Linked DNA regions of Homo sapiens: region 2 is linked to region 1. The links are chromatin loops, found by intact Hi-C in ENCODE. Cell type or tissue: mammary epithelial cell. All regions are shown on one strand. Links, peaks and the distances in the headings refer to the core of each region. The heading gives the core; the rest is flanking DNA.

Evidence for each region. A loop is a pair of places that touch in the nucleus more often than their neighbours do. Peaks named below come from ENCODE experiments on the same cell type or tissue, not always from the same donor. Only the 100,000 strongest peaks of a DNase experiment are listed, where the experiment ranks them.
Region 2: a loop joins it to region 1, with 4 times the contacts of the local background. A loop is called at or near these places in 1 of 110 quality-filtered maps.

The regions. Positions count from the first base shown.
Region 1 is chr1:152,867,473-152,872,403 of GRCh38, reverse strand. LOC105371444 (a long non-coding RNA gene) reads left to right here and starts at 4,201. Exons shown (of 3, transcript XR_922149.2): 1 at 4,201-4,594. LOC105371445 (a long non-coding RNA gene) reads left to right here. Exons shown (of 4, transcript XR_922150.1): 1 at 1-76; 2 at 200-333; 3 at 731-1,410; 4 at 3,011-3,074. In mammary epithelial cell, for the core only: CTCF peaks have their summits at 851 (motif pointing left) and 2,392 (motif pointing left); DNase peaks (open chromatin) are centred at 883, 1,103 and 2,403; H3K27ac peaks cover 240 bases.
Region 2 is chr1:152,484,373-152,489,303 of GRCh38, reverse strand. No RefSeq gene overlaps it. Among named protein-coding and RNA genes, the nearest start is that of LCE5A, 24 kb to the left of the region's middle. In mammary epithelial cell, for the core only: a CTCF peak has its summit at 2,696 (motif pointing left); a DNase peak (open chromatin) is centred at 1,243; H3K27ac peaks cover 1,388 bases.

The sequences.
Region 1 (4,931 bases), core at 641-4,640:
CCACATCTGTCGCGGTCCCTTCCCATGGGCCTTAGACCTGAGGAACACTTGTTTTCCCGGGTGCTGTCTCTTCAGGGTAAGGATTTAAAATCAGAGATTGTGTCTCTGCTGAGGCACCTTTGTGTTCATTATGGGCAATTGCAACATTCTCAATATTGTAAGAAGACTGACCTGACTAACAAACTTTGCTGTTTTACAGAACTGTCACTGAATAATCTAAGGAAAAACAAAGGTGCTTGCTTTCAGGCAAGCCTCCTGGCTGCTCTCCTTGCCTGCTCTGATTGCTGTCCCTAAGTCGTGCATATATTCTCGAGCCATCCCTGGGCCCATCTAGTGAGTTATTTACCTCTGGGGCTAGTCGCCACCAAGATCCGAACAAGCACAGGGCCATCTCGGGTCCTCAATATTCTGAACAATCTGTAAATAATTTCTGAATTTGCATTAGCTTCTTGTGGTCTGTAAAAAGCCTGAAATAGAGTAGCTAGGTGACCAGCAGTACTTCCTGTGTCCCACCAGGTGAACTGGAACCAAAATTAAAGCTGCGGGCTTCAACTAAGCCCTAAACTGTCCTCCTTTGGGATCTGGGAGTAGGTCCTCCCTGCCATGCTTCTGCTTTCAAGAGGTTGAAGTATCACAGCCTTTTCCTAACTACACTCTACATCTTGGATCCCAACTTCAATTAGAAATAACTATTCCTGGAGGTAACTGTGGTCCTCTTTTTTCTCCTCAGGCATGATCAAGGTGATCAATATAAGAATACCCATCAAGGTGATAAGTATAAGAATCTTCAGGTAATTCCTGACTGCACATCGCTGCTGCAGTCTGGGTGAAGGCTTGGCTTTGCTGCCTCCTGGTGGAAAACACAGCCATCCGTAACAGTCCTGAAGCATGAGCAATGACTCCTCTTTAGTTGATTTATCTTACATATGAATTCCAAAAGTCTCCATGGTACTGTGTATGTGCGAGTGAGTGTGTGTGTGTGTGTGTGCGCGCGCGCGAGATAATCAGCGTGTCAGTTACCAATTTATTATCTCTCAGCTCCAAACACACCCTTCGATTTGTGCTCTGGGACAAACAATGTAATCCCTCGAATCCTTTCTCCATTAAAGTGAGAACAATGCTAAACTTTCTCCATAGGGGGCGCTGGAGGGACACTGCAGTTGGAAGAGGCAGGTAGTGGGGAGTGTGTGGCAGTCCGGTGGTGCCCGCCACAAGGGCCCAGAACGAGATCCCTCTGCCTCCTTGCAGCCTTGGTGTGAGGATGACCTTTTCACAGCCTTCTCATCCTGAAACCAAAGCCCCTCCATGGCCTCAGCTGCCCATATCAGCTGTATGGAGGTGGGGGAGGGGCAGTCCACACAGAGCTGCGGCCCCCTTTGCAAGCCTGCTTGCTGCCCATGTACTCTGAAGGTAAGCCTGGACTCCCACTGCATATCCAAGCCACATGGTTCCCAATGTCGGCCTTGCCCTGCATTGGGAAGGTGACCTATTGTTTGCCCCCTATTGGAGGGTTTAACTCCAGACCCACCCCATCTAGCTAAGCCAGAGCACTTCTCTGCTGACTGGTAGCTAAACCGCACTTTTCCCAATAGGTAAGAGCCCCTTCTACTTTTGTCCTTCTTTGGGTACCCTCCCTGAGCTTTTTTCTTATGTCTTATAGTTTAGTCTTTCTTTTATTAATTGTTACTAATTCTTATATTAAATTCCCTCTGTCTAACTTACTCCATCACTTCTGTCTCCTGATTTGACTTGCTGCTACAGTGGAATAACTTAGACTCAAAGCTTAGTTCTATAATTTACCAGCTCTGCGTCTTTGAACACATTTCTTAACTTCAGATTCTTGGTCTATAAAAAGAGGATGGACACAGTACTTTTCTACGCAGTCGGTGTGAGGATTAAATGAGATAGAACACATTAAGCTCCTCGAAGAGTGCTGGTACAGAGTTTGCCAGCAGTTACATAGGACCAATTCGGGACAGAGACAGAAAGAAAGGGAGGAAAGATAAACGGTCAGAAAAGAAAAATAAGCCAAGAAAATGCCAGAGAGAACAAAAGGTAGCAAGAAATGTGAACATAGACACATGAAGCAAAATCCAAGAAATCGATAGGCAATAAGATTAATAAGATTATTAGGCAAGAGATTCATCGGTCTTCTAATTTATTGAAAATAAACATTTTATACAGTACTTTACAACTTAGGAAAAAATTCAAATATATTACCTTATTTAACCTTCAAAATAGATCAACTTAGTGTCTCTTGTCTTTGTTGATGTTGTTTCCATTTTCAAATGTCTAAGATGAGGCTCGTAGAGGTGTTCCAAGCCACACTGCTGGCTTGTAGATTGGAGGGCCTCATCTCCCCGTGGATCCTGTGGTCTTCCCGCGATTGCCCTCTTGTGGTCTGGTGTGTAACAACACCTCATACTATGCAAACCATGTTGTTGGCCCCAAGCCCTGCAGAGGGTTTAGCTCTAGTAATTGTTGCTCTGTTTTCATTTAAGCCAACTTTGGTCCCCAAAGAAGACTCTGCATGACACGGGAAGGTGTCCACCATGACTCAAAGTAGTATTTCTAATTATCGTCCCAACTTTTAAAATTTTCTTTTTTTGTTTTCTGTTATATTGTACTTAAAATTTATATAGTAATATGTGCAGATAATTCATTAATAAATAAAAGTATACACATTGCTTACTAATAGAGGCTTGAATAACATTGCTCTAGAACTACATTTCCCAAAGTTATTTGAACACAATATATGTCATATTTTAAATTTAATAATGAAATAATACATTTAACTTTGTTCGAGAAATACAGATAACGGCCCCTTTGTATTATGGTTGAGAAAAAAATGCAAAGGTCTCACAAATTTATTTTCTCAGTAACACATCAAAGCAGAATACATGTGTGTAGTAAAGTTAATCATATTTACTAACGTTGAATAGTATCTCAAGTATATGCTGATATTGAAAAATAAGATAAATTGCATTGATGAGTTTTTCCCTTCCATTAGACACTATACATCAAGGCAAGGATGAACCAGAAACTCTGCATGCGAATTCATGCCCAAGTTACAGGTGATGTATTCCCAGGTCAGATAATTTGTCAGTGACTTTCTGGCCTTCTCTGATTAGGCATGTTGTTTTCTTAAATGCAGATTGTATGCTAAGAATAAAATTAGTATGTGTTATTTTTATCACAATGATGCTTATATTGTTTACAACATTTGTGAAGATAATTATCACTTGTAATTATTATTTTCACAGAACACCTATTAACAAAGCATGGAATCTCTAATAGTCTCTGAGAGCCTTCAAATACTTTAACAACTGCAACCATTTGTCTAATAGCAACTTACATTGAGACCACTATACATAAAACAGATAAGAGCTTATTTATTTATTTAAATTTATCTTTTACATTAAAATTTATATCAATTAGTTAATTAAGAAAAATTGGGTTATTTTGATGAACATACAAAACTCAATTCATGAAATGCAGATGATAGTTGTAGTATTATTAATTAGTCTCTGCATCCACTGTTTTTCTGTATTTTTTCTTTCTGGTTGGGCAGTACTGGTAAAATAATAGTTACTTTGCACATGGTCCTTGGGGCCTTTGCTTGGAGCTGTCCGGATTGTGCAGTCCACAACTCAGGGAGCACCAGTCACAGCACCAGCTGTTAGACAGTTGTCAGGATTTGTTTCTTGCTTTGTTTTGGTTTTCAACAGCTTACTTTACAATTTTGGCATATTTTTCTATTAGATTAACCTCAATATTTGAAAAAATAGTTATAAAGGATTTGGAGACAATCAGCAGAAATGTCTAAGAACTGTTCACATTCCTTGACTGAAAAGTGTTTAATGACAAAATAATTTTTAAAAAACAACTATGTCAGATAATGTAAGTGTTGAATAGAGAACTATTTGATATGCTATGACTTGACAAGATATATGACATTATATAAAGCAATGTAATGTATTACTGGCACATCTATAATGTGAGACAATCCTTGATGCTATTCTTAACATTTTAAGATTCCTCAGTCCTTGACTGGAACCTTTTAAAAGCAATCCAGCCACAGCCAGTAGGAATGGAGGTGGTGAGGAATGGGAGTGGGGGTGGGAGTGGACAGGACTCTGTTCATCCTCCTGGGTCCTCCTCAGCACTCACAGCCTGCTCTCTCATTCTGCCTTGATGACACTCAGCACTAACTGGTCATGCCCTCTGCCTGTTTGTCTCAGTCACCAGCAGAAGCTCAGGACTCCCAAATTGCCTGCCATCACCAGGATTCCTCCCTTCCCCATAGGTCTGCACAATCCCCAATGGGACTCCATCTTCCATCCTTCTCCAGCACCCTAAACTCCCCACAAGCCCTCAAGACTCAAGGCTGCACATCGAAAAAATGTGCTGTATCAACCAACTCTTCTCACAAAGCCACCTCCACCTTCTTGTCCTAAGTGAAACCTGAGTTCCGCGTAGTCCTCTCATGGTCTGGCCATTTTCTTCTTGCCCATGCCTTTGTACTCATTGGGCCAAGGAATGGGCTAGGCATCCATTACACCAACCACTGCTTCTCTTCATTGCAAATCCCCAGGTAAGTATCTGGCACCCTGTTCACTGTTGCTCAATCCAAGACTTTCTGTCATGGTCTTTGGTGATTTTAATATTCACAAAAATGATTCATTTAATAATTTACTTCACAATTCTTTGACCTCTGCACCTCTCACTGGTTTGTCTTTCATCCTAACGTTCATCTACTCCCATGTCATACCAGCCTAGACCAGTCATTATTATTAACAACTACAACCCTTCTGTAAAATGAGTTTCAAATAGTCCATTTCCCAAACCTAACCTCCTGTATTTCCAACTTACTTGCTCTGGTATCCCACTCTGAGAAGTTTTTCAATACGCTGGAAACTACAATTCATTGA
Region 2 (4,931 bases), core at 644-4,643, 380 kb after region 1:
GACAAACCCTTCATAAATAAAGGAGAAATAAAAATAAACTCCTTCCCAGACAAGCAAATGCTGAGGATATTCATCACCACTAGACTAGCCTTACAGAAAATGCTCAAGGGAAGCCTAAAACCCAGAAGCAAAAGGACAACAGTTACCATGATGAAAACACATAAAAGTATAAAACTCATTGGTAAAGCAACATACAAATGAGGAAAAGACTCAAATGGTACCACCACAGAAAACCAGCAAACCCCAAGAACAAATAAGAAGATGAAAAGAAATGAACAAAGAATATATGAAAACAACCAGAAAACGATTAACAATATGACAGGAAGAAAACTTTACATATCAAAAATAACCTTGAAAGTAAATAAATTAAATTATCCACTTAACATATATAGACTGGGTGGAAACAAACAAACAAACAAACATGATCTAACTATGCTTTACATGCTGCCAGAAGAAATGCACCTTACCTGTTAAGACGTATATATACCGAAAGTAAATGAAGGAAAAAAGATGTTTCACACAAATGGAAACAAAAAGTGAGCAGAAGTAGCTAGATTTATCAGATAAAAGGGACTTTAAGTCAAAAAGAGTAAAAAATAAAAGACAAAGAAGGTCATTACATAATGATTAAAGGCATTAATCCAGCAAGAGGATATAAGAATTTTTTTTTTTGAGAAGAGTTTTGCTCTTGTTGCCCAGGCTGGAGTGCAATGGCACAATCTCGGCTCACCGCAACCTCCGCCTCCTGGGTTCAAGCGATTCTCCGGCCTCAGCCTCCTGAGTAGCTGGGATTACAGGCATGCAGCACAAAGCCCAGGTAATTTCGTATTTTTAATAGAGATGGGGTTTCTCCATGTTGGTCAGGCTAGTCTCAAACTCCTGACCTCAGGTGATCCGCCCACCTTGGCCTCCCAAAGTGCTGGGATTACAGCCATGAGCCACCGCGCCCGGCCCAAGAGGATATAAGAATTTTAAATATGCACCCAACCCTGGAGTACTCAATTTCATTAGCAAATGTTTGATCTAAAGAAAAAAAAATAGATTCCAATACAATAATAGTAGGGAATTTCAGCACTCCACTCTCATTATTAGACAGATCATCTACACAGAAAATCAACAAAGAAACATTGGACTTAAACTGGACACTAGACCAAATGAACTTAAGACACATTTACAGAACATTTATCCAAGAACTACAGAATACATATTCTCATCAGCACGTGGAACATTCCTCAGGATTGACTATATGTTAGGCCACCAACACAAGTCTCAACAAGTGTTAAAAAATGAAAATCATACCAAATATCTTCTCAGACCACAATGGAATTAAACAAGAAATCTAATAGGAACTTTAGACACTACACAAATACATGAAAATTAAACAACATGCTTCTGAATGACCGTTGGGTGAATGAAGAAATTTAAATGGAAATTTAAAACATTCTTGAAACAAATGAAAATGAAAACACAGCATATCTTGGGACACGGGAAAAGCAGTGATACAAGGAAAGTTTATAGCAATAAACACCCACATCACAAAAACAGCAAGATTTCAAATAAACAATCTAATTATGCACCTTAAAAAACTAGTAAAGCAAGAAAAACCAAACCCAAAATTAGTAGAAGAAAAGAAATAACAAAGATCAGAGTGGAATTAAACAATAATAGAGACTAAAAAAAATACAAAGCATCCATGAAATAAAAAGTTGTTCTTTAAAAGGTAAACAAAACAATAAACTACTATCTATACTAACCAAAAAAGAGAGAGACAAGACCCAAATAAATCGGAAACTAAAAAAGAGACCTTACAACTGATATCACAGAAATAGAAAAGATTATGAGAAACTGGTATGAACAACGATAATCTAATAAACTGGAAAATCTAGAGGAAATGGATAAATTCCTGGACACATACCACCTAACAAGATGCAATCAGAAAGAAATGGAAAACCTGAAGAGACTAATAATAAGTAGTGAGATTAAATCAATAATAATAATTTTTAAAAAGTGTTCTAGGAAGCTAGGCAGGATGAATCAAATGGGACTGGTTGGGGAATGAAGGGAAAGGCGGGGAGGGGTGGAACTCAGAAAGTCTTCCGGGAGGGGAGGTGCTGAGCTGATCCTTATTGCATGAGTGGGGCACCCAAGTTAAGGAGCCAGTGAAAGGTGGTGGGCATCAGGGGTGTCATGTGGAGGCCAGCTGAGACACATCTAAAACCTGCATCTATGCCTGCTTCCCAGACCTAAAGGTGGGACCTGGAGAAAAGCAGAGAAGCAGGAGCTAAACCAGAGCTGGAGAGGTGTGCAACTGGAGGGTCTTTCCCAGTTCAGCTGGAGAAAGGGAGATCAGGCTTTTTAGGATAGCAAAATTCATGCGCTAAATGGAAATGTATAAAGAACAAGCAACTTCTTTAGTCTGAATGGATATAATGTTGTTTCTTGAGCAACTGACCCACCTGAGGTGGAGATAAAATTTCTGATTAGATGTCTATATTTCTGTCTCTTCTGGTTTAAGAAAATCTCATTTTAGGAAATAACTCAATCAACATAACTTTTACCTCCTGCTTAGCATTTTTTATCCCCTTTCCCCTTGTCCTGTACTGATGGCATCTGGGTTCAGGACAGGAACCCCAGGCCCTAGGGGTCACACGCAAAGGAAAGCCTGGGATTCCTCTGCTGGATTTTGGATTTTTGCTGCCCCCTACTGTAAGGGGGACTGAACTGACCAAGTTCTTGGTCTAGGGTCCACTGATGAAATTTGTGGCCAGTTAACTTGTATTCTGTTCCCATGGCCTGGGCCAGCCCACTGATCCTCCTGGCTCACCCAAGCTCACTTTAGCTCTGACTGGAGCTGGAGATACGAAGGAAATAATGTATACAGTGGTCCATTTCCAAGATAAAGTGCCTTAAATTGTCTTAGGTCAGCAAACTACAGAAAACACAGGATATACTAGGCCCCTGCTTGGATAGCCAACATCTGCTTGTAGCCCCTGCCCCCTGTTTAGTTGCCCTCACCCAAACCAAAGAAGTTTAGTCTAAGATGAAAGTTTACTAGCCTGCAAAATAGCTCACTTTGTCTGTTCTTATCAGCCTGCCCAACTACTTAGGTCATAAGTCAAATACTTAAAGAGCCCCTGAGCTGACTAGGATTGCAATGCATTGTAGGCTGCAACAAAATGCTGCAAGACAACACCTAAAGCCCCAACCCAACAAGTGATAGGTGATGTCTGGGAAGATTGTGACCCCATAGTACTTAGCCTATGAAGAGTCCGGGAGAGGGACCTGTGCACTAGGGGATAAATTGCTTGTTGTAACTGTGCTAGGTGTGCCTGCCCATCAGACAAGCTGTCTTGCAAGACCATCATTAAAAGTTTCACTTTAGCTGTTCTCTGGGTCTCTGAGTCCATTCTTTGGGATTGGATGGGTGAGTTTCTTTCTCACAACCTGGTAACCCGTATGGGGAACTCTGTGCCTGCATGGAGTGGGACTCCAGCTGAGAGGGGAGATACATCCCACCTGATTTAGGTGGCCTGCTCTGTCTGGGTGTCCTGGCTCCCCACAAAAGCAGAAGACAAACCTGAGACTGTTATTCAGGAGACAGTGGAAGTGACACAGGGAGAAAAGCAGGCACCATGGCAACTAGGCAAACTTGTGCATGAGCCAAGGTAGGAAAATTGGACTATAAGTACTGCCTTGGTGGTTAGGCATTTTCAGAGGTTGAGTGTGTGTGACTAAGATGTACCTTAGATACAAAGCGAGTGCAGAGTCCCAATTGTCCCATGAGGAAACAGCTGGAGACAAACGAAGCAATTCTTGAGGTGTCGAAGAAACTTCCAGTGTGGGGGCTGAGTACACAGGAAAAAGCTCAGACACAGAGACTAACCAAAAACGGGAAATAAGAATTCTAGGCTTAGGAAACAAAGGAAAAAGGAAACTAAAGAGACCCCCCTCTAAAATTCCCCCAGATAATCCATTGGGGAAAATGCTGCAGGTTTGGAGGGATAACCCTCGAACCAGGGACAAGGAAAAGCAAAAGATAATAAATATTGCTGTTTTATCTGGCCCAAAGAGCCCGTTAATCAGCCTCAGTCTTTTGGCCTAAGTTTGGCTCAGATGAGGACTGGGTGTGCCAAACTTAATTCTCTATGTAAATACCAAAACTCCAACCTCACAAGAGGAGGTGGGTTATGCTTTTTGTTGGATTAGTGAATTAACCCCCATGATCCCCCTTAAAGAAAAAAAAAGAGCATAATAAAGGGCCTTTGCCCAGTGAAATCCCTGGCATCCCCTAACATGCTTTCCCCCTGCCCCATACATCTCACAAAGTAGAGGACAGGGAGATCAGGAGGCAACAGGAAGGCAAGAGGAAGAGGAATCTGGGGGTCATAAAGGAGCTAAACCCAATGCTCTCTTAAATCCTTATCCAAATTTAAGGAAAAAAATTAGAACAATGTTTTAAAAAATTTGAGAATTTACCTATTCCTTCTAAACAGCAGGTGTCTAACATGTACCCTCTTAGAGACTTCCCTATGGGACAGGAAGAAGTTGGATTTGTGGGTGTGCCTCTAACAAGTACTGAGGTTAGGAATTTTAAAAAGGAAATAAGGCCACCATAAAAAAATCCCCTAGATTTAGCAGAGCAGGTAGTTCAATTTTTAGGACCAATTTTTATACTTGGGCTGAAATGATGTCAATTGTAAATATTCTGTTTGCTGGGAAAGGGAGGAAGAGAAAAAATAAGAAGGTAAATTGGAAAGAGAAAGGGGAGGAAACAGCAAAGGTAGAGGACCAGAGAGAGACAGAAAGAGGAAGAAACTGAGTGTAAGGGAGAAAGGAAACAGGGGATGACAGAGAAAGCAATAGAAAAAGGAAATAAGTGAGAGAGAGACAGGAAAAGACAGATCAAAGACACAGATGGTGAGACTGGGGAG